Linked DNA regions of Homo sapiens: region 1 is linked to region 2. The links are chromatin loops, found by intact Hi-C in ENCODE. Cell type or tissue: endothelial cell of umbilical vein. All regions are shown on one strand. Each heading gives the region's core, and the rest is flanking DNA. Links, peaks and the distances in the headings are about the cores only. Region 1 overlaps LOC105371240 (a long non-coding RNA gene). Region 2 has its middle 67 kb from the start of ZNF423.

Region 1 (10,304 bases), core at 1,248-9,247, 1.2 Mb before region 2:
CATGGACCAGATGCAAGGAGTGGAGAAGGGGAAATACACATCTCCTTTGGCTGCAATAGTGAGATTTTGGCTGCTGCCTCCCTGTGGTTTGGGTTCCACTCAATTGGAGAAATATTTTCATGCTAGGTAGCCTAACAAAAGACAACAGTATAACTGCAAAGTGTGCAAAGTACAGATGCACAGGTTGTTCACTGCAGAACTGTTTTTTCAGTGAATCACTTACTCTTAGTTCATAGCATAGAAAGCATCAAGGAAAGAATGGAAACATATTTTTCATTTTCTCAATTACACAGTATGTTTCTTAGTGAAAAAATACAAAAATTCATTGAAAAAAATCTTCAACCAATATGTCCCACACAGCACTCTAAGAGATAAGGAGTAGGAAGTTTTAGCTTTAACTTACAGGTCTGGAGACAGAGGCCTGGAAAAAGGACAAGAGAAGCCATAGCCCCTCTCCTCGAGCTTTGCCCTATAGAGCACAGTGTCCTTATAATTCAGAGGTCAGTAAATTCAACCCTACCCTTCCCTCCCCTCCCCTTCTTTTCTTTTCTTTTTTCTCTTTTCTTTTTGAGGCAGAGTCTCCCTCTGTTACCCAGGCTAAGGTGCAGTGGCACAATCATGGATCACTGCAGCCTCAGCCTCCTGGCTCAGGAGATCCTCTCATCTCAGTCTCCTGAGTAGCTGGGACTACAGGTGTGCACCACCATGCCCAGCTAATCTTTAAATTTTTTTGTAGAGATAGAGCCTTGCTATGTTGCCCAGGCTGGTCTTGAATTCCTGGGCTCAAGTGATCCTCCTGCCTTGGCTTCCCAAAGTGCTGGGGTTACAAGCGTAAGCCACCACACCTGGCCTAGCAAACTTTTTCTATAAAAAGACAGATGGTAAATATTTTAGACAGTCACAACTACGCAATTCTGCCACCATGGCACCATACACATTGTACTCTAAATGCATAGTGTCCACTGGGGTTCTGCAGGGCACAGCAGTTGCAACTGTGTAGTAATCAAACTCATTCACCTTCTCTTTCTGGCATTCTGTGAATGCTGACTCAGCAGTCCTCAGTCCCTTTTCTCTTCAGAGAACATCACATCAAATTCAGAATTATACCAACATTATCAATACATTGAGTAGGAACAAAGATTTAATTATTGGCTCCTTAATGTGACTTAGGTTGAAATATGCCAACTGTCATTCAAATGTTTTCACAAATACAAAATGGCAAGTTGATCATTTGCGTGTTTCCAGAGAGTTTGCTTCATTTAGGTGATCTGTCTCTTTTTTCAACCTTTACAAAATTTAGTTTCTTCTGTTCAGAGGAATTTGCTCTGGAAACACCATGGGATGTCATGAAAGAAGTTAATATTTAAACTTGCTGCAGACATGTTTATATTGAATGCTCAATTTTGAATGCCAAAGGAAGGAGAGAGATTTTTAGTGATTTTCATCAACACAAATGCCTTCAACAGTTGTTAAGGGTTTAAAATGAGAGTTTTAAAGGAGACAGTTTTTCCTCCAACTGTCCTACAAAAATCCTGTACTTTGCTCTCCTTGGTTGAGCTGTTTACATTCATTTTCCTGAGTTTAATAACAGAAAATTATTTTCCACTATTTTTTCTAGAAGCCTATGTTTTGACATAAAACCAAGAAGCATTTCCACTTCTTACATTTTAGTTTCCTCACTTCTCAAAGCAAAAGTAGTTCAATTAAATATCATTGGAGGGCTCCTTCGAGGCAGAGACCTTTAGAAATTGCTCTAACCCTTTAACATTTAGAAAAGCATATTTATAGAAGCAGAATGTCTTTGCAGTATGTGCTTGCTGTTCAGAGAGGGAAAAACTCCCTGCACTTTACTTTGAAGAATGAAGTAATTCCATTTCAAAGCTGGCCATTAGGAGTAATGGAGAGGCTGCCCAGATAGAGCCTCAAGTGTCATGGGCCCATCAGACTGGATTCATGTTTAGGTTTTAAATTAACTTCAAGGAGAGGGACCACTTCTGTTTTCACTGGGTTAGGGGAACAAACATCAGGGTAGAGATTTTGGCGGGGGGGTAGATTTTTGAAATCACAAGAGGAAATTTCCTCCATGCTAAGTGGGGGAGTGTGTACCCCATCCATCCTCTCATTCTCCTACTTATCCATCCTCCCTCTTTCATCCAGCTCTTCAGTTGTCCCAGAATTTATTCAATAAAGTTTATTGAGCACTTACTGTGTATCAGCTCATATATGGGAATAGTGCAGAGAAACACGGAATGCCAGAAAAACAGATTCAGGGACAGCAAGGGATAAAAGGGAGGGAGGGGAAGGAAGTATAGCAGGGTGGAGCTAGGGAGGTGGTGACAGCAAGAGGAAGTGGGTCTGATGTATTTTTACATCAGCATTTTAAGCTTTTTCAGATTCACCCTCCAATTACTTGATGCGGTTTCTCTGCTGTGTAGAATTTCCATGACCAACTGCATAGACGCCAGGGCCTGCTTGGGGGTGGAGGTTGGGAGGAGGGTGAGGATTTAAAAAGCACCTATTTGGGCCAGGCGCAGTGGCTCACGCCTGTAATCCCAACACTTTGGAAGGCTGAGGCAGGCAGATCACTTGAGGTCAGGAGTTCGAGGCCAGCCTGGCCAACATGGTGAAACCCCGTCTCTAATAAAAATACAAAAATTAGCCTGGCATGGTGGTGCATGCCTGTAATCTCAGCTACCCGGGAGGCTGAGGCAGGGGAATCGCTTGAACCCAGGACGTGGAGGTTGCAGTGACCGAGATCACCCCACCACACTCCAGCCTGGGTGACAGAGTGAAACTCCGTCTCAAAAAAAAAAAACCCACAAAAAACAAAAAACAAGCCAAACCCGCCCCCCCGCAAAACAACAACAATAAAACCACCTATTTGTTACTAAGCTCATTACCCGGGTGATGAAATAATATGTACACTAAATCCCTATGACATGCAATTTACTCATGTAACAAATCTTCGCATGTACCCCTTGAACCTGAAATAAATGTTGGAAGGAAAATGAAAATATACACATAAAACAACAATCATAACAATAAAAACCCTAAATATACATTGACACCAGGGACTATGCTGGGCCTTGGTATATAGTGGTGGAAAAAGAAAAAGACATGTTCTCTGGCCTTGATGGAGTTTACAGCCTAGTGAGGAACAAATACAAGCAAATCAATATCTATTTATAGTTGTGATACAGGCCACAGAGGAAAAGTGTGAAAGTGCAGTGATGATTTATTGAACATTCATTGCAAGCCAGGTACTGTTCTAGGTGCTTAAATGTGTCATATCTCATTTATTCCTCAAAACAAACCTATTTTATTTCCGTTTTTACAGACGAGGAAACTGAAATACAAAACCGTGAGCATGGGGAGACTTTGTTGTGATCAGAGAAGGCATCCTGAGGAACACACACGTGAATAGGGGTTAGCTAGGCGAAGACAGGGGAGGAATGTTCTGGGCAGAGGTAATGAACAGCTCGTGTGAAAGTCCTGGGGCAGGAAAGAGCCATGGAGAAAGTCAGTCAGCCAGTGAGGGGCCTGGAAAGGAATGGATGATGACATCAGGATAGGGTGGGCAATGGAGGGCGTTGTAGGCTGGGCAGGGAAGAGGTAGGTGGTCATTATAGGAAGAATGGGGTGGCACTGAGGAGGTTCGGCAGGGATAGTGTGAAGCACAGCTCCAAGCAGAAGCCCTGAAATAGAAATATAGTTCTTGGCTGTCTGTCCACTTGTGGCTGACAAGCTCTCTCTGTGGTGTCTAAGCTTGCTGCAGGATGACACCTCCAACAATTCATGTTTTGCAGATTATAGTTTCCTCATTATTTGAAAATACTTAATGTTAAAAGGCTGGGTTGAATTTGAAAAACTTTTGCATTATTACAAGAAATTTCCACATGCCAAAGAGCTATTAGATCCTTTAAGTATAACTTCAACAATTTTGGAATTGTTAAAATATTAAAAATGTTTCATTGTTACCTGTGCATACAAGTTTTCCCATGGATGATGACCACTGGGAATTTGGAGAAATCATCATTAACAAGTCTTTATCAGAAATTGCGTGGTCATTTCAAGCATAAAATATAATGCAAAAAAGTTACATTTACCAAAGCAAGCCCAAGCTTCTTAATTAAAACATTAAAAATATTTTAAACGGAGAGCTTATAAATTTTTTGCTTCCCGCAGAGATCCCTCAAGGGGAAGCCAGGGCCTCCTGTCCAGTGGGGCCTCAACAGGAAAACACACCACTGTGGGAGCCGGTGTCCTTGCGGCTCTCAATAACCACGCCTCCTTCCACACGGCCCTCTCCAGGTTCCCAAAGCAGGCTGTCTGTTCTTGTTCCTAACGGTAGGGGTCATCATTTCCCTTTTGTAATTTTTTGGAGACCAAAGCCAGTGCCTTCACAGGCTTAACTATATTTTTCCTTTTTTTTTGTTTATGGCATTAATCCTGAGGTTAGGGTCGGCCTGTGGTGAGCAATAATACATTTACCCTTTGACTTCGTGCACTAAGATGTAATTGATCATTTGAGGTCTCATTTGCAGGAGCTGGGAGCCTTAGTTCAGTTTAAGATAAATGGAGACAGGAGGACCCTTGTTTTAGTGATGTGTTGAAGAGAGCAAAGCACAGATATGACTGACTTATTTTATGAATTCCACTATCCCTCTCATCTTTATTTAAAAGCAAAAAAAATTTTTCTTTCACTAAGTGATTTGTTATTTAACATTTTATAGCCAGAGTCAGATCCTGGTGAGGGTAATTTCCCTTAGAATGCACATTAGTGTCTAGTTGGTAAATAAACTTGAGGCATTTTTATATTAGGCATAAAATAAAGATGAAAACGTTGACTTCTAAACCAAACCATAGCATAGAATTCTACATGGCACATGCTGTGTTGCTCCTTTGATTATAATTTTGTTGCCGCTTCCATTACAAAACAATTATCCAATGCATTTTAACTCGAACATAAAGAGCCATTTCTGGTGAAATGACAGTAACCGAAACTATTTGTTGAAAGCCTACTCAACCAACAAACAACATCATCTCTTCTGTAATCTTAATCTTCACAATGTTCCTGAAAAGTAGGTATCACTAGATTTGATAGACAACGAGACTGTGCCAAAGAGAAAAAAGGAAAAGATAAAATGACAAAACTAATAAGGGGGTAGAACTAAAATTCAAACCCATGTCTCAGACACTCAAAAGGCCCCTGATCTTGCCATGATACCACTTTGGGTTCTGAATGCTTTTATGAATGCTTTGCCTTTCCCTCTTATTTTTTTTTCTTTCCCTCTTTTTCATTTTCCTTTTTGGTTTGTTTTTCTTGTTTGCCAGTTTGAGGCTCTAGACATAAGATCTTTTCAATTCACACAAATAATGTGTGTCTGGACATTAATTTGGCCTGAGACTTAAGGAACATCCTTAGAGTAGTCTAGTTAGTTTCTTTCTCCTCCTAAGAGGGAAACAGTATGTGCTCAGTATATTTTTAATCTTCTCAGTGGATGCAGCAGCCAATTGAATTCTTCAGGGATTTAGTTTCTTCTGCCCATGGGGCATTCTCCCTTTATCCTTGAGCAACAAAACTGGTTATTGAAAGAGAACCTTGGCCCAGCAGGTCCTGGGGTAAGTAAAGAGCCCCAGATAAAGAAGTTTATCCCCTGAATGACTGGCCTATATCAGGCCCCTGGGGAGTTCCCATTTAATGCCCTTGATTGGACCACCCTGACGCTCAGGAGTCTGTGATGGGGCTCTACAGATGTAATGACTGCATGGGGCTTTCTGCAGGGTTGTCTCATCCAGGTATCCCAGGATGATTCTGGTCTGTGGCCAAGCAGATGCCATCTTCATGAATTCTTGCTTTTTTGCATAGTGGGGAGAGTGGGGCAGAGGACTCCCCATTCTTCCATAGTTAATGCTTTTCCCATCTCAGAGAACAGCCTGCCTAACTGTCCTCCCTCTGAGGCCAATTTCAGGTTCAGACATTGAGGCTCTGCATCCAACTGTGTCCTTGGAGGAACACAAGATGCCAACTCTTCTTTCCTCCTGCCCCTTGCCACTAGAGTCCCAGGAGTGTCTCCATTTGTAATGAAACTCTAGGATATAAGAGTTCACAATCTTATATAGTATTATTTGATTATTTAAATTTGTTAAATATTTGTCTTTCTTTGCAGCTAATTTATATAGTGCATGCTATAAGGTAAACCTGTTTCCCTACTTCCTTGGATAGAGGTCAGAAGAAACTCATTGATGTTCCGTAGGGTATGAACCTGCTGAACACTGTAAAAATAATACAGAATTATAAGGTGCAATACAGAATAGGAAATGTGCAAAGTGCCTTCCGGGACTCCATGAATAGGCATTTAACAAGGAGTAAACTGAGGCTCACAGACATTAGGGGATTTGTCTAGGTCACACAGCTAGGTCCTCAAACGAGAAAATAGGCTGGAACAGCCTGGAGAAGAGAATTTTCAAGAGAAAGAGAATCTGATTAAAGTTCATATAACTACTAAGGAAATGGAGGGAGTGAGCATGATCCTGTTGAATGATGCTTGGAAGATCTTTTCATATATATATATTGAAATGGAGTCTTGCTCTTGTCGCCCAGGCTGGAGTGCAGTGGCACAATCTTGGCTCACTCCGACCTCTATCTCCCGGGTTCAAATGATTCTCCTGCCTCAGCCTCCCAAGTAGCTGGGATTACAGGCATGTGCCACCATGCCTGGCTATTTTTTTTTTTTTTTGTGGAGACCAGATTTCACTATGTTCCCCAGGCTGGTCTTGAACTTCTGACCCCAGGTGATCCGCCCTCCTTGGCCTCCCAATGTGCTGGGATTACAGGTGTGAACCACCACGCCTGACCCTTTTCTCATCTTTTAATATGAACTTGGCCTTCAGGTCCCAGCTCCAGTATCCTAAGCCTTCCTTTACACCCTTCTAGATGGAGCTAATCACTGCTCCTTGGTTTTCCGTGACACTGGATTCTTAAGGATCCTTCTTAGAGCATCCAACTCACTATTGTGTTATTGTCCTCTGTGTTAGTCAGGGTTCTCCAGAGAAACAGAAACAAGATGTGTGTATACAGAAAGGTTTACTTGAAAGAATTGACTCATGTGACTGTGGAAACTTGGTGAGCTTAAAATCTGATGGGTAGGCTGGAGACCCAGGGAAGCAGGGAAGAGTTTCAATTTGAGTCCAAAGGCTGTCTGCTGGCAGAATTCCTTCTTATGTAGCGGAAGTCCGTCTTTGTTCTATTCAGGACTTCAACGGAGTGGATGAAGCCCACCCACATGGCTGTCTGCTTCACTCAGAGTCCACTGATTTAAATGTTAATCTTATCCCAAACACCATCGCAGGAATATCCAGAATAATGCTTCATCAAATATCTGGGTGCTGTGGTCCAGGCAAGTTGCCACATAAAATTAACCATCACATCCCCATTCCTGGGTCTGTCTTCACTGCTAGACTGTGGGGTCCTCTGGGCCAGGGACTGTCTTTTATCTTTCTTTCCAGCACTCAGAAAGAACATACAGCAGGTACTCAATACATTCATTTTGATTTGAAAAAAAACAAACAAAATAAACAAACACCCCAAATTGCTTTCAAAAAAGTATTCCTTTTATTCCTACTGCAATTCTCTGCATTCCCCTACTCTTTAATAAGAGGAAACAGAGGCTTAAGGAAATATACCCACGATCACAAACCAGATAAGTGGCAGAGTTCTAGGCTGTGTGCTTTTTGCACTATATAGCACAATGTCCTTTGATTTGATAAAAATGTCAGAGGAGGTGGTCCGGGGTCTGGGGTATTCTGAATCAATGTCTTACAGAAACTGTTATTCAAAATCTAGCCCAACTGTGCTCAGCAACAATGAGAATTTTATTAAGACCTATCATTTGCCTATTAAAATCAATCAGTTATTTTCTGAACAGCTGCTAAATGCCTGTCCTTGACTGGAGACAGGTGATTGATGTATTTCCCTATCCCTCTATTCCTCCATTTCTCAATTCCTCCATCTTCTCCTCCCTCTCTCTCTCCAGCCAATACTTACTGAACATCTACTATGCACCAGGCCCCGGGGGAGGTGCTGGGGCCACAGCGAAGGCTAAGACCTGGTCCTGTTCTCAAGATGCTCATAGTCAGGGTGGTGGTGGGGGGAAGCAGGTGTGTCATCCACTAGCCACAAGGGCTCAACTGCAGCACCCATCTCTAGAGGCAGGGAAGCCTGTGAGCATCATAATGGCTATGATCCCAGCAGGGACTTGGGATCCAGTAGGAATGCCTGTGGGCAGTGAGAATGACCTCTGGGATTCTCAGGCATGTCACAGGCAGGAGAAAGAGAATGAAGGAGATGTGCTATCCTTTGCCCTTTATTTGAGTCTGAGAAAGGCCACATATCTTTGCCAAGGGCAGCATTGCCCTCTGACAGCCTGATCTTTTTAGCATTTTTATCATCATCACCATCATCAATTATTATATGAATATTTATTATCAGATATTCAGAATCATTTGGTTGTAGCAGGCTATTTGGAGCTTCCCTTTCCTTCCATTTTTCTTCCCTTCTCAGCTCCTAACCCCAAAGCCACATGGAGACAGTTACCTAATTACTCTCAATTGAGTTCTCTTTTCAGTGTTTCTTTTTCATGGACAGCTCCACCTGCAAAGCCTGGTGGGTGGAAGGTAGCTTTCATCCACATCAGCCTTACAAGGACCTCTGAACCTTCTCACACACTCTTCTATGTGCTTGGCACACTCTTCCTTTTACATGGCTCTTCCTCATCCTTTTATGTCCTAACTCAGATGTCACCTCTTTGGAAAGACTATTCCTCTACCCCTCCCAATCGGCAGTAGCTCCTTTCCCATTTGCTTCTCACTGCCTCTTATTGTCTGGTTTATTTAATTGTGTAAGGCCTCCCCCACTAGAATACAAGCTCTGTGAGGGCAGTGACATTGTCTGTCTTCTTCAATGTGCTGAGAACAGTGCCTTGCATGTACAGAGTATTCCATTCAGTATTTATTGAATAACTGCAAGAATGGTCGAAGCCACATATCCTGTCACTGCATGGCTCAGCACCTCTGACCCCCTGTCCCTGCTAGAACAGCCTTATGACAAGTGACTCATTACTTCCCACTCCTCATTCAGGTGGTTCTGATTCAGGACCCTTCATGGACAGCAGAACTTTGAATAGAGGTTTTCCAGCCATGCTGAGCCATCCATCCTGAACTCTTTGGCACCTTCCTATGGGTTGGGTGGTGATGTACCCTTGCTGTCTCCTGCCCACATTCCCAACTAGACTATGAGCTTCTCAAGGCCTTGACATGCTATTTCATATCTCTGACAGCACTAGGTGTTCAGAAAATACCTGTAGGTTATCCAGTTGTGACTGTTTTAAAACCTGTAACTGTCCAGATTTGGATAGAGTCAAGCAGCTCTCTGATCATCCCCCATCTACAAGTGACAAACTCCTAATAGTATAGTGGAGTGAATAGGAATTTGATCTTGGGAGTCAGTCAGTTTGGATATAAGTTCCAGCTCTGCTACTGTGACTTCAGGGCAAGTAACTTAACCTATCTGAGACTCAATTTCCTCATCTGTAAAATGGGCATAATAATAGTGCCCATTTTCAAGAGCTCATGAATGGAGGAAGGTGTCCTGGACATGTCTGGAGAGCCAGAAGGGTGGGGAAGAATTACTTTCAAGCTGTTGCTGTATTACAAACGCTTATTGAATATGGTGGACTCTTAAGAGCAGGAAGAATCTTGCTGCTGGTGGGTGGCAGAGGATGGTGATGGGACAGGAACAATATGAATATGACAAAAATCACAATAAGGACTGTAGAGGGTTGCTCTGCCTCACAGGGTCATGCAGATTTGGGAGTCTCAATCACAGCCTTGGAACTCCAGGCAAAGGGTAGACTGTGCTAAGCTGCCTGCTCTGTTTAAAAGAGGTGACCTCTATAATAATCTTAGAAATGTTTCCACCAAGAATAATTAAAATAAAAACACATATGTAGACTCATACTCACATAAACTGGCATGTAAACTGAAACTTTTAAATCTACCAGATCGTGAAATCTTTGAGGGGCAAGATTGATGAAGGTTAATCATGGGATCCCTGTTGCCTGCAAGGCACCAGACACAGCCTAAGCACTTAGGAGATGTGCTTGGTTGAATAAATGAATCTGGAGGCTGGAGGTGGTGACTCACACCTCTAATACCAACACTTTGGGAGGCCAAGGCAGGAGGATCGCTTGTGGCCAGTCTGGGCAACATAGGGAGACCCCCATCTCTATAAAATAAAAAAATTA
Region 2 (10,304 bases), core at 1,113-9,112:
TTTTTGTAGAGGCAGGATCTTGTGATGTTGGCCAAGCTGGTCTCCAACTTCTGAGCTCAAGCGATCCTCCCACCTCAGCCTCTCAAAGTGCTGGGATTACCAGCGTGAACCACCACGCCAGGCCTAATCTACTTCTTTTGTGTGCCAGAAGGTCTCGCTGGAGCTAGCACAAAACATGTGAGGGGCTGTGGAGCGACAAGGGAGGACTTGTGGGAATTTACTACTTGCTTCAACAAATATTTGGTGAGGGTCTATGATGTGTTAGATATCATTCTGGGTACTGTAGATACATCACAGAACAAAATGCAAAAGAAAAAAAAAATCTGCCCTGCAACGGGAGGCAATTTAAACAGAGGTGATCAGAGATGGCCTTGGCATGGAGATACCATCTGAACTCAGCTCTGAATGACTTACGGGGCTAGGCAGGGGAGGATCCGGAGTAAGAAGAGTGAGGACGGTGGTGGCCCAAGTCACAGAATAAACTATTTGCCCCAAGTCACAGCATAAACTATTGCTAGCCTGGGATTGGCTGCCCTTGGGCTAGGTGCCCACTCCTGGCCCAATCAGCTGTAGCCATGAGGTCCTGTGGCCTATGGGCAGAGCTGATCCATTAGGAGGCGCTGTTGATGGCTCTCACCCTCGAGTAGTGCCCTCATTTTACAGGTGGCCCCACTGAGAGCCTAATCGAGAGACTGCCCTGTCAAGTACGGCTTGCAGAAACACCGTCTGCCTTGCTCTGTTGTTTTTCTGTTTTATAATTGAGCCAACATTTAAAATGGGAAATTTAGGCCAGGTGCGATGGCTCAGGTCTGTAATCCCAACACTTTGGGAAGCCGAGGCAGGAGGATCGCTTGAGCCCAGGAGTCTGACACCAGCCTGGGGCAACATAGCGAGAACTCCTCTCTACAAAAAATAAAAATAGGCCGGGCACAGTGGCTCGCGCCTGTAATCCGAGCATTTTGGGAGGGTGAGGCAGGTGGAACACCTGAGGTCAGGAGTTTGAGGCCAGCCTGGCCAATGTGGTGAAACCCCGTTTCTACTGAAAATACAAAAATTATCTGGGCATGGTGGTGCGTGCGTGTAATCCCAGCTACTCGGGAGGCTGAGGCAGGAGAATCACTTGAACCCAGGAGGTTGAGGTTGCAGTGAGCTGAAATCACACCATTGCACTCAAGCCTGGGTGATAGAGTGAAACTCCGTCCCCCACAAAAAAATAAAAATAAAACAATTAGCCAGGCATGCTAGTTCATGCCTGTGTTCCCAGCTACTCCGGAAGCTGAGGCGGGAAGATCCCTTGAGCCCGGAAGTTCGAGGCCACAGTGAGCTATGATTGCACCACTGCACTTCAGCCTATGTGGCAGAATGAGACTCTGCCTCTAAACAAAATAATAAAGTGGGAAGTTTTTTTTTTTTTAAACAATCATCAAATCTGGCAACTCATATTCCTGCCAGGCACCAGAGGCTGGAGTAGCCAACCCTTCAGGTGGCGTCTTGCTTTCTCTACTGGATATGTGAGACTCATTTATGCTGACACCTGGCTCCTGTGGCCACATAACTCGCCACCTTGATTTAACGGTTTGTCCAGGAACACAGAGGAGCTGGTGGGAGTTGGGATGGGATCTCCCATCTGCCAGGGTGCTGCTTGCCTGCTGTGCCCCACTCCACCTTAACTCTGGCAACCACTCCTGGGGTGCCTGTCCTCTGTCCTGCTTCCAAAGCAGAGCAGAGAGCATAAGAGTGGGCTTCTAGTAGGCTCTGTCATCCTCTTCTGCCAGTGATATGTCATTCTTCCTGACTTAGGGTCCTTCAATCCCTTCTCATGAGCCACTAAAATGTGTTCAAAAGTCTTTCCTGAACAGAAAGGATGAGAGCTCTTGGGATAGGCCTGGGGCTGGGGAAGCAGGGGCCATATTTATTCCTCATGGTGTCCCTCAGGTCTGAGCACTGTGTGTGGCTCAGAAAGCCAGTCTGAATGGTGACTGATGCACCCAATGCTGTCTGCCAAGTCCAAAGCCCTCATAGAGGGACCTGGGCCTTGTCTAGGTGAAGGGACATTTTCCTTCTGGCCAAGAGACTTCCAGCAAGAGGCTGGAGGTGGGAGCTTAGTGGAATGGTGGGGCTGGGGCTCCTGCTTTTCCAGGAAGGTGGGCTTCAGAGAGTGAGCTAAGGAGGGTGGTGCAGGTGAGGCCTGAGAAGCAAAGCCCCAGTCTCTCAGGCAGCCTCCAGACTGGCCATGCCTGTTCCCTGCCTAGAAGCTTGCAGCTAGCCAGCTCAGCTCAGTTCCTGCAGGAGGTTCTAGATCTGTAGTGAATGAAGAAAGTGCATTTCAGGGGAGGGAAGGGGGGTGGGGAGTCATGGGCAGATGGAGACCCAAGGTTGGCTCAGATGTCCCTCTTGGATACCCTTGGATTTAGGGTCAAAGCCCCGCTCAAGGTAGGCCTCTGCCGGAGGGAGCAGACACATATGAGGGGCTCCTGAGTTCACATAACACATGTTTGTTGAACACCTACTATGTGCTGGGCACTGAGCTGGGCTTGTGACTGTAGTGACATAAATAAGTGATGATGAGATCTGTGACAGCACTGAGCAGAAGGACAGGACCGAGGGTCCTGGTAGGCAGGGAAGTCCTGTTGCAATAGGCCACATTTTAGCTGACTCTCGAAGGATGAAGAGGAGTTAGCTGCATAGAGTGGGGCAAGAGAGTCCAGACAGAGTATGGCAATGTGGGACGGTCCCAGGGCAAGCCCAGGGCTCCAGAGACTGGACATCCAGGTGGCTGGTTGTGTGTGGAGGGAGGAAGTGGAGAGGCTGGAGGCCACACAGAAACACAATAAACGTCTGGATTTTGCTCTGAGGCTGCAGGAGCCATGGATATGTAACCAGTGGGGTGGGGGGCTAGACACACAGTGGGTCTTGTGCTGAGAAGGGACAGCATGGAGGCAGGACACTTAGGGCAGACACAGGTCCGGGGACTCTGGTGCTGGTACCACTGCCTGGGCAGCAGTGTATGGTGGGATGTGAAAAATACCTGCTATCCTGGAACCTTCCCCGCAGCCCCCAGGGACAGTGAGCCCTGTCCCAGTGGACGAGTGTGGGCTGGGGAGGCTTTTGTGAATTCTGTTGTGGAAATCCATCTTCACCCTGGGAAATCGAGTGCCCTTCAAAGGCCCATGCTGGAGTTCGCCTTAATCTGGGCAGACACCTTGTGGTTGCATGTCCAGCTCATGTCATTTAAAAATTCTCTTTGAGATATCCCAGGGCTGGGGTTGCTTTGTAGCTTAGGAAATCCACAAAGGACTCAATTTCAACAGGGACTGGGCCCATCATGGCACACTGCTGAAAGGCCTGTCCACGAGGAAGCTCCAGACATACCACAGGCCCTCGGCGTCCTGCGACAGCCAACACTGGTGGTGGTGGTGTGTAGCAGTGGGCCATGTGTCCAGGTTTGGGAGGGGAGGCAGTTTCTAAGTGAGAGGCCCCCATCTCCCAGCGCCTCCCACCTGGAACCAGGATGCACAAAGGCATTTAGACACTTGCATCTGTGTCTGTCTTCCATGCGGGACGATTCGGCAGCTCTGGGGGTTTCTGAGGCTGGAAGGACTTCCCTGAGCAGTGGCCAAGCCAAGGGGTGGCTTAGGGGAACGTTTTTGTTGTTGTAGAGACAGAGTCTCCCTGTGTTGCCCAGGCTGGTCTCAAACTCCTGGGCTCAAGCGATCCTTCCACCTCAGCCTCCCAAAGTGCTGGGATTACAGGTGTGAGCCACTGCACCTGGCTGGCTTCAGAAAACTTAAACCCACCTCAAATCTCCACCAGCCCCCTCCAACCCCCTAGTTAAATGTATGGTCCAGGTAAAGACAATGTGCCTGTTCTTCAGCTTCAAAACCAGCCCCAGCCCCTGCTCCTAAGGCAGACTGCCAGCCCCCTAGCCTGTCAAGCCCTCCCCAATCTGGTGACCTGACTAGACAAGCAGTGGGCCTGGGATCCTCTGAGCTAGCCCACACCTGAAGCTTCCGGAGAGCCAAGCCCAGCTGATGGGGGCCCAGCTTGTCCCAAGGTGGTGGAGGTGGTGGTTTCAGCCTGGCGCCTCCACCCCCTCTTGCCTGCCTCCTCACAGACCCATTGTGTCCCAGCTTCAGAAGTCACCGTCTGCCCCCTTCTGGTGGCTGGAAATTCTCAGGAAGCCTCCGATGGCAGGAACTCCAGCACAGGTAATGGGGTGAAGGTGCAGGGCTCCACCACCTCCCTGTGCCCCTCCCCAACCCTGACTGTGGCAATTGGTTGCCCACCTTATCAGGACAGGAGCCACAAAGGTATGCCTTTCACCTTCCCTAAATACTGTCATATACAAGTCACAGAAACAGGATGGAAACGAGGGACATTCTCCACCTTGAATCTTGCGGTCCATTGCCAGGCCAGCCTCCCTTCAGTGACCTATAAATCAATTTAAAAAATAATATGCTAAGTACCCTGGCATAGTTAAATCACACCATTTGTGTGTTAGAAGCATTAATCTGTGAAAGCTATTTATGTAAGTACACTACAAAGGTGGAAATTTGTGTTGATGCTTCTTCATTTTTACCACATAGGAACACTCAAAACTGGAAACAGCCTGGCCTTGCATGCCGCCCAGGACCAGGCACCAACTGAGACATGTAGATGGAGGGGCTTTGTCTCAGAAAGGCCTGGAGCCCAGGACAGAATCTCCCTGTGTTGGCTCTCCGGAAGCTTCAAGTGTGGTCTGGCTCAGAGGATCCCAGCCCCACTCCTTGTCTCATCAGCTCACTGAGTAGGGGCAGGCTGGACAGGCTAGGAGATTGGCAGTCTGCCTTAGGAGCAGGGGCTGAGGGCTTGTCTTGAAGCTGAAGAACAGGCACACCGTCTTTACCTGAACCATAAATTTCACTCAGGGGTTGGAGGGGCTGGGGGAGATGTGAGATGGGTTTAAGTTTTCCTAGGCCAGCCAGGTGTGGTGGCTCACACTTGTAATCCCAGCACTTTAAGAGGCCGAGGTGGGAGGATCACTTGCCCAGAAGCTTGACACCAGCCTGGGTAACACAGGGAGACCCTGACTCTACAACCACAACAAAACTGTTCCCCTAAGCCACCTCTTGGCTTGGCCACTGCTCAGGGAAGCCCTTCCAGCCTCAGAGAGACCAGAGCCTAAAAGCTAGGACCCAGGGCTCTGGGGTGAGCAGATCTGGGCTCAAGGGCAGCCTTCTTCGATGACCAGCTGTGTGGCATTGAGCAACTGACTCAACCTCACTGCGTCTAGTTTGCTCATCTGTAAAATGGAGCCTTCCGGATCCAGTAGCAGGGAGGTTTGGAGGGGATTGCAAGTGTAAAGCACGCAGCTCTGGGCGAAAGCCCAGGGAATAGGAGCAACCTCTGTGAGAGCTCCACATGCTGGCCCTGAGCATGCTTTCACTGTGACACAACGAGGGTTAGACCCACGATCTCTCTGCCATGGACGAGGCAGCTGGAGATGAAAGCCAGGATTTGCCCAAGCAAATAGCCGGAGAGCTGCAGTGCCACGATGCCGCCCTTTACTTTTGGATTCCAAGACCACTGATCTTTCCTCGTCCCATGCCTGCTTTCCAGGTGACTTGGTCTGCTTTCCTTTTCCCATTCAGTTCACAGAGCACCGGGCAAGTGCCAGGTAGGGTGCCCAGGCCTGTAGGGGAGGGAGGACCGATTGGGCTCCAGCTCCCCAGGACTCATATTCTCCAGAAGAGAAGACAGAAAGACAGACGGATGCTCAAGCAGCTGCGTACCAGGTAGGTGCTGCTCAGCACGATCGCCAGGCAAGGCTGCGCAGGTAATGTGGCTCGGAGGGCGTGCAGGTCAGCCCCAGGTGTGGGGAGTCAGGAGGGAGGTCCTCAGGTTCTAGGAAAGAGAGAGAGGCACAGACACAGCCCATTTTCTGACAGAGTTGAGAGTTTGTCTTTCCGGAAGGAGGTGGCTGGCTGCACACGGCCCACTGCACAATTCTTAGAGGATGTCAGTCAAGTGATAAACACCCAGTCAAACAGGATTCAGTATGAAAGGGGGTCGCTGGTTCTAGTATCTGAAAATGCCAGGGTGCGGCTGCCTTCCAGCACCAGGACCCAGGGCCTCAGACAATCATATCAGGAACCTGCTCCTTGCCTGCGCTGTCCTCTGTGTCTTCACTCTCAGGCAGGTTCACCATCCTCTCCCTTAGGTTGTTCCCTACCCGATCCCAGTTCGAGGATGACGTCCTAAGGGTTTGGCAGTCCCACCAGAAAAGGTACATCTGCAGGGTTCCCAGGAAGTCCTGGCAGAAGTCCTGAGGAGAGCTCTCATTGGACTAGCTGGAATCACGGGACCATCCCTGAACCAATCACCAAGGCTAAGCCAACGGAATATGCTGATTGGCCAGGCCCAAGTCACATGACGGCCTCTGTAGCCAGGGCTTGGGAAGTCAGTCCCTGGGGTTGAGATGTTCCAAAGGGCTGTGAACCGAAAATCCCTGCAGAAGGAAACCACACATGTCCACTGCAAAAAGTGGTGTTTTGTTATCCTTGAGTTGTTGTGTGTTCATTTGTTTGGCTCTTTCATGCCTAGAAGTTGATATTTTATGCTCAAACACAGAAAAAAGTACAAGCACCAATTGGCAACCTGTGGACTGAGACCCCTGACACTGGCTGCTTGAAAAAGGCCCCAGGGTGGACAAGAGCTGCACCACTGAATCTCCAATCCCAGAACACCAGGCTTTTGGCCCCATGCAGATCTGGGGCTGCCCAGACACCCATAGCTCCCTGGACAGCCTGGGTCTTAGCTCCTGGCATCCCACCCCTGGCAACCTGGACCCATGAAGCCCCAACACTGATGCATCTTCTACTCTAAGAAGGAGTTCAGGGTGCGCTGTGCTTCTAGGAAAAAGACTGATCTATGATGCATATTTTCTCACATGATATTTTAAAGTTCCTTAAATTAGTATCTGTTTTACAATTATTAAGCACCTTTCACAGCAGGATAGCTCTTTTTCTCCTCTCAGCTCCTACCCATTCCCCAACAAAATCTGTCACTAGGTAGATGAGATCTTAGTAGCAAAGAAGTAGGGTATAAGTTTTAAAAAACTGTTCTGACTGCAGAAAATCCAAAAGAATGGAACAAAAATTCCTCTTGAAATTAAGCAATTATAGCAAGGTTGCAGGATAAAGGTTATTATACAAAAGTCAGTCACTTTCCTATATACTAGCAATGAACAAGTAGAATTTGAAATTAAAAACACAATACCATTTAGATTAGCACCCAAAAGAATGAATTAGGCATAAATCTAACAAAATATGCAAGAATATTTATATGAGAGGAACTAAAAAACTCTGATGAAAGAAATCAAAGAAGAAATAAATAATAGAGAGTAGTATTATTTGTTTATGGATAAGAAGCCTTAATTGTATCAAGATGTCGGTTCTTCCCAAATTCTATAGATTCAATGCAATCCCAGTTAAAACTCCAGCAAGTTATTTTATGGATATCAATAAACTGATTCTAAAGTTTATATGAAAAGGTAAAAGACCAAAATAGCTAACTTGATACCAAAGCACAGTCAGAGGACTGCCCCTACCTGAATTCAAGACTTACGGTAAAGCTACAGTAATGAAGACTGAGGTATTAATGAAAGAATAGACAACTAGATTAATGGAACAGAATAGAGAGCCCAGAAATAGACCCACATAAATATAGTCAATTGATCTTCGACAAAGGAGCAAAGGCAATTCAAGGGAGTAAAGATGGTCTTTTCAACAAATGGTGCTGGAAAAACTGTACATCCACATGCAAAAAGGTGAATCTAGACACACACCTTACACCCTTCACAAGAATTAACTCAACACAGACCTTACATCCTTCACAAGAATTAACTCAAAGTGGATCAGAAATCTAAACATAAAATGAAAAACTATAAAATCCTAGAAGATAACATAGGAGAAAATTTAGGTGACCTTGGGTTTGGCAATGACTTTTAAAATGCAACATCAAAGGCATAATCCATGGAAGACATAATTGATAAGCTGGATTTCATTAAAATTAAAAAGCTTTGGCTCTCTGAAAGACACTGTCAAGATAATGGGAGGGCAAGCCACAGACTGGGAGAAAATATTTCCAAAACACATATGTGATAAAGGACTGTTATCTAAAATAGACAAAGAACTCTAAAACCTCAACAATAAGAAAACAGACAACCTGATTAAAAAATGGGCAAATGACCATCTTTTGCCACAACAGACACCTCACTGAAGAAGATATACAAAGGGCAAATAAGCACATGAAAAGATGCTCAATATCACTGTCATTAGGGAAATGCAAATTAAAACAACGATGAGATACCACTACACACATATTAGAATGGCCGAAATCCAGAACACTGACAGCACCAAATGCTGGTGAGGATGTGCAACAACAGAGACTCTCATTCATTGCTGGTGGGAATGCAAAATGGCGTGGCTGCTTTGGAAAGCAGTCTGGCGGTTTCTTATAAAAGGAAACATACTCTAACCATATGATCCAGGAATAACACTCCTTGGTATCTATCTCAAATGAATTGAAAATTTGTGTCCCCACAAAAGCCTGCCCATATATGCTTATGGCAGCTTTATTCATAATTGCCAAAACTTGGAAGCAATCAAGATGTTCTTCAGTAGGTAAATGGATAAATCAACTGTGACACAACCCGAAAATGGAATATTATTCAGAACTAAAAAGAAATAAAGCCAGGCATAGTGGCTCATACCTGTGATCCCAGCACTTTGGGAGACTGAGGCAGAAGGATCACTTGAGGCCAGGAGTTTGATACCAGTCTGGGCAACATAGGGAGACCTCATTTCTACAAAATATAAAAATAAACTAATCGAGTGTGGTGATGCACACCTGTGGTCCCAGCTACTTGGGAGGCTGAAGCAGGAGGATCGCTTGGGCCCAGGATGTCAAGGATGCAATGAGCTGCAATGGCACCACTACACTCCAGCCTGGAGTGAGACTGCATCTCAAAAAAAAAAAAAAAGAAAAAAGAAAAAAAAAAAGAATTATCAAGCCATGAAAAGATGTGAAGGAATCTTATATTCATATTACTAAGTGAAAGAAGCCAAGCTGAAAGGATATGTACATACTGTATGATTCCAACTCTATGACATTCTGGAAAAGGCAAAATTATGGAGCCAGTAAAATGATCAGTGGTTGCCAGGGGTTGGGGGGAGGGCAGGATAAATAGAGCATAGAGGATTTTCAGGGCAGTGAAACTACTCTGTATGATACCAGAATAGTGCATAGATGTCATTATGTATTTGTCCAAACGCATAGAATGCACAACACCAAGAGTGAACCCTAATGTAAACCATGGGTTTTGGATGATAATGATGTGTCAGTGGAGGTTCATTAGTGGTAAAAAATGCACCCGTCTGGTGGAGGATGTTGATAATGAAGGAGGCTGTGCATGTGTACAAACTGGAAATACATGGGAAATCTCTGTACCTTCTGCTTAATTTTCCAGTGCACCTAAAACTGCTGTTAAAAAAAAAAAAACAAGTCTATTGCAAAAACAAAAACTAATTGTTCTGATTATCTACTGCAGCACAACAAACCACCCAAAATTTAGTGGCTTAAAACAACAACAGTCATTTTTGTTATCTGTCATGGTTCTGGAGCTTAACTGGGTTCAGCTCAGTTCTCACTCAGGGTCTTATACATGGTTGCACTCAGGTGGCATCTGAGGCTGGAGTCATCTGCAAGTTTCCCTCACTCACTTTTGATGCCTTAGGTCCACTGGGACCTCAGTAGGGGCTGTCAGCCCGCATATCTACATGTGACCTCCCGATACACATGTCTACACATGACCTCCCCATGGACAAACCTACACATGACCTCCTCATGTGGCCTGGGCTTCCTTGAAGCATAGTGGCCAGTTTCCAAAGGTGAGCATCCCTGGAGAGGGAGGGAGGGAAGGGAGGAGGAGTCGGGGGAGCTGGTGGGAGCATATGACCTATGCTTAGAAGCCATGCAGAGTGGCAAGGTCACATTACAAGAGAACATGATGGACAGAAGACAGTCATGGCTCTCTTTAGAAAATAAAATCTGCCACACCGACCACCTTCTGGTATGGCTGAGGTCAAGGTGCCAGCTGAGTGGGCCACAGGTTTCTCTCCTGCCCTCCTCCTGGGAACTGTGCTTCTACTGTCTACCTGACTCCAGCCCAGGTGCCTCAGTTCATTAGCCCTTGTCCCTGTCAGAACCCCCAAGCAGAGTAGGATACATTCCCCTTTTCTAGGAGAGATACTGCAGCTTCCGCA

What was found. Hi-C counts contacts between places; a loop is a spot of excess contacts. Peaks named below come from ENCODE experiments on the same cell type or tissue, not always from the same donor. Only the 100,000 strongest peaks of a DNase experiment are listed, where the experiment ranks them.
Region 1: it touches region 2 in a loop (14-fold over the local background); 2 of 110 quality-filtered maps call a loop at or near these places.

The regions. Positions count from the first base shown.
Region 1 is chr16:48,683,297-48,693,600 of GRCh38, forward strand. The region is part of intron 1 of LOC105371240 (a long non-coding RNA gene); the gene reads left to right. Among named protein-coding and RNA genes, the nearest start is that of N4BP1, 78 kb to the left of the region's middle. RefSeq lists a silencer at 4,225-4,344. In endothelial cell of umbilical vein, for the core only: a CTCF peak has its summit at 4,359; a DNase peak (open chromatin) is centred at 4,365.
Region 2 is chr16:49,917,883-49,928,186 of GRCh38, forward strand. No RefSeq gene overlaps it. Among named protein-coding and RNA genes, the nearest start is that of ZNF423, 67 kb to the left of the region's middle. RefSeq lists an enhancer at 3,724-4,455 and silencers at 5,132-5,315, 6,298-6,470. In endothelial cell of umbilical vein, for the core only: a CTCF peak has its summit at 4,165 (motif pointing left); a DNase peak (open chromatin) is centred at 4,139.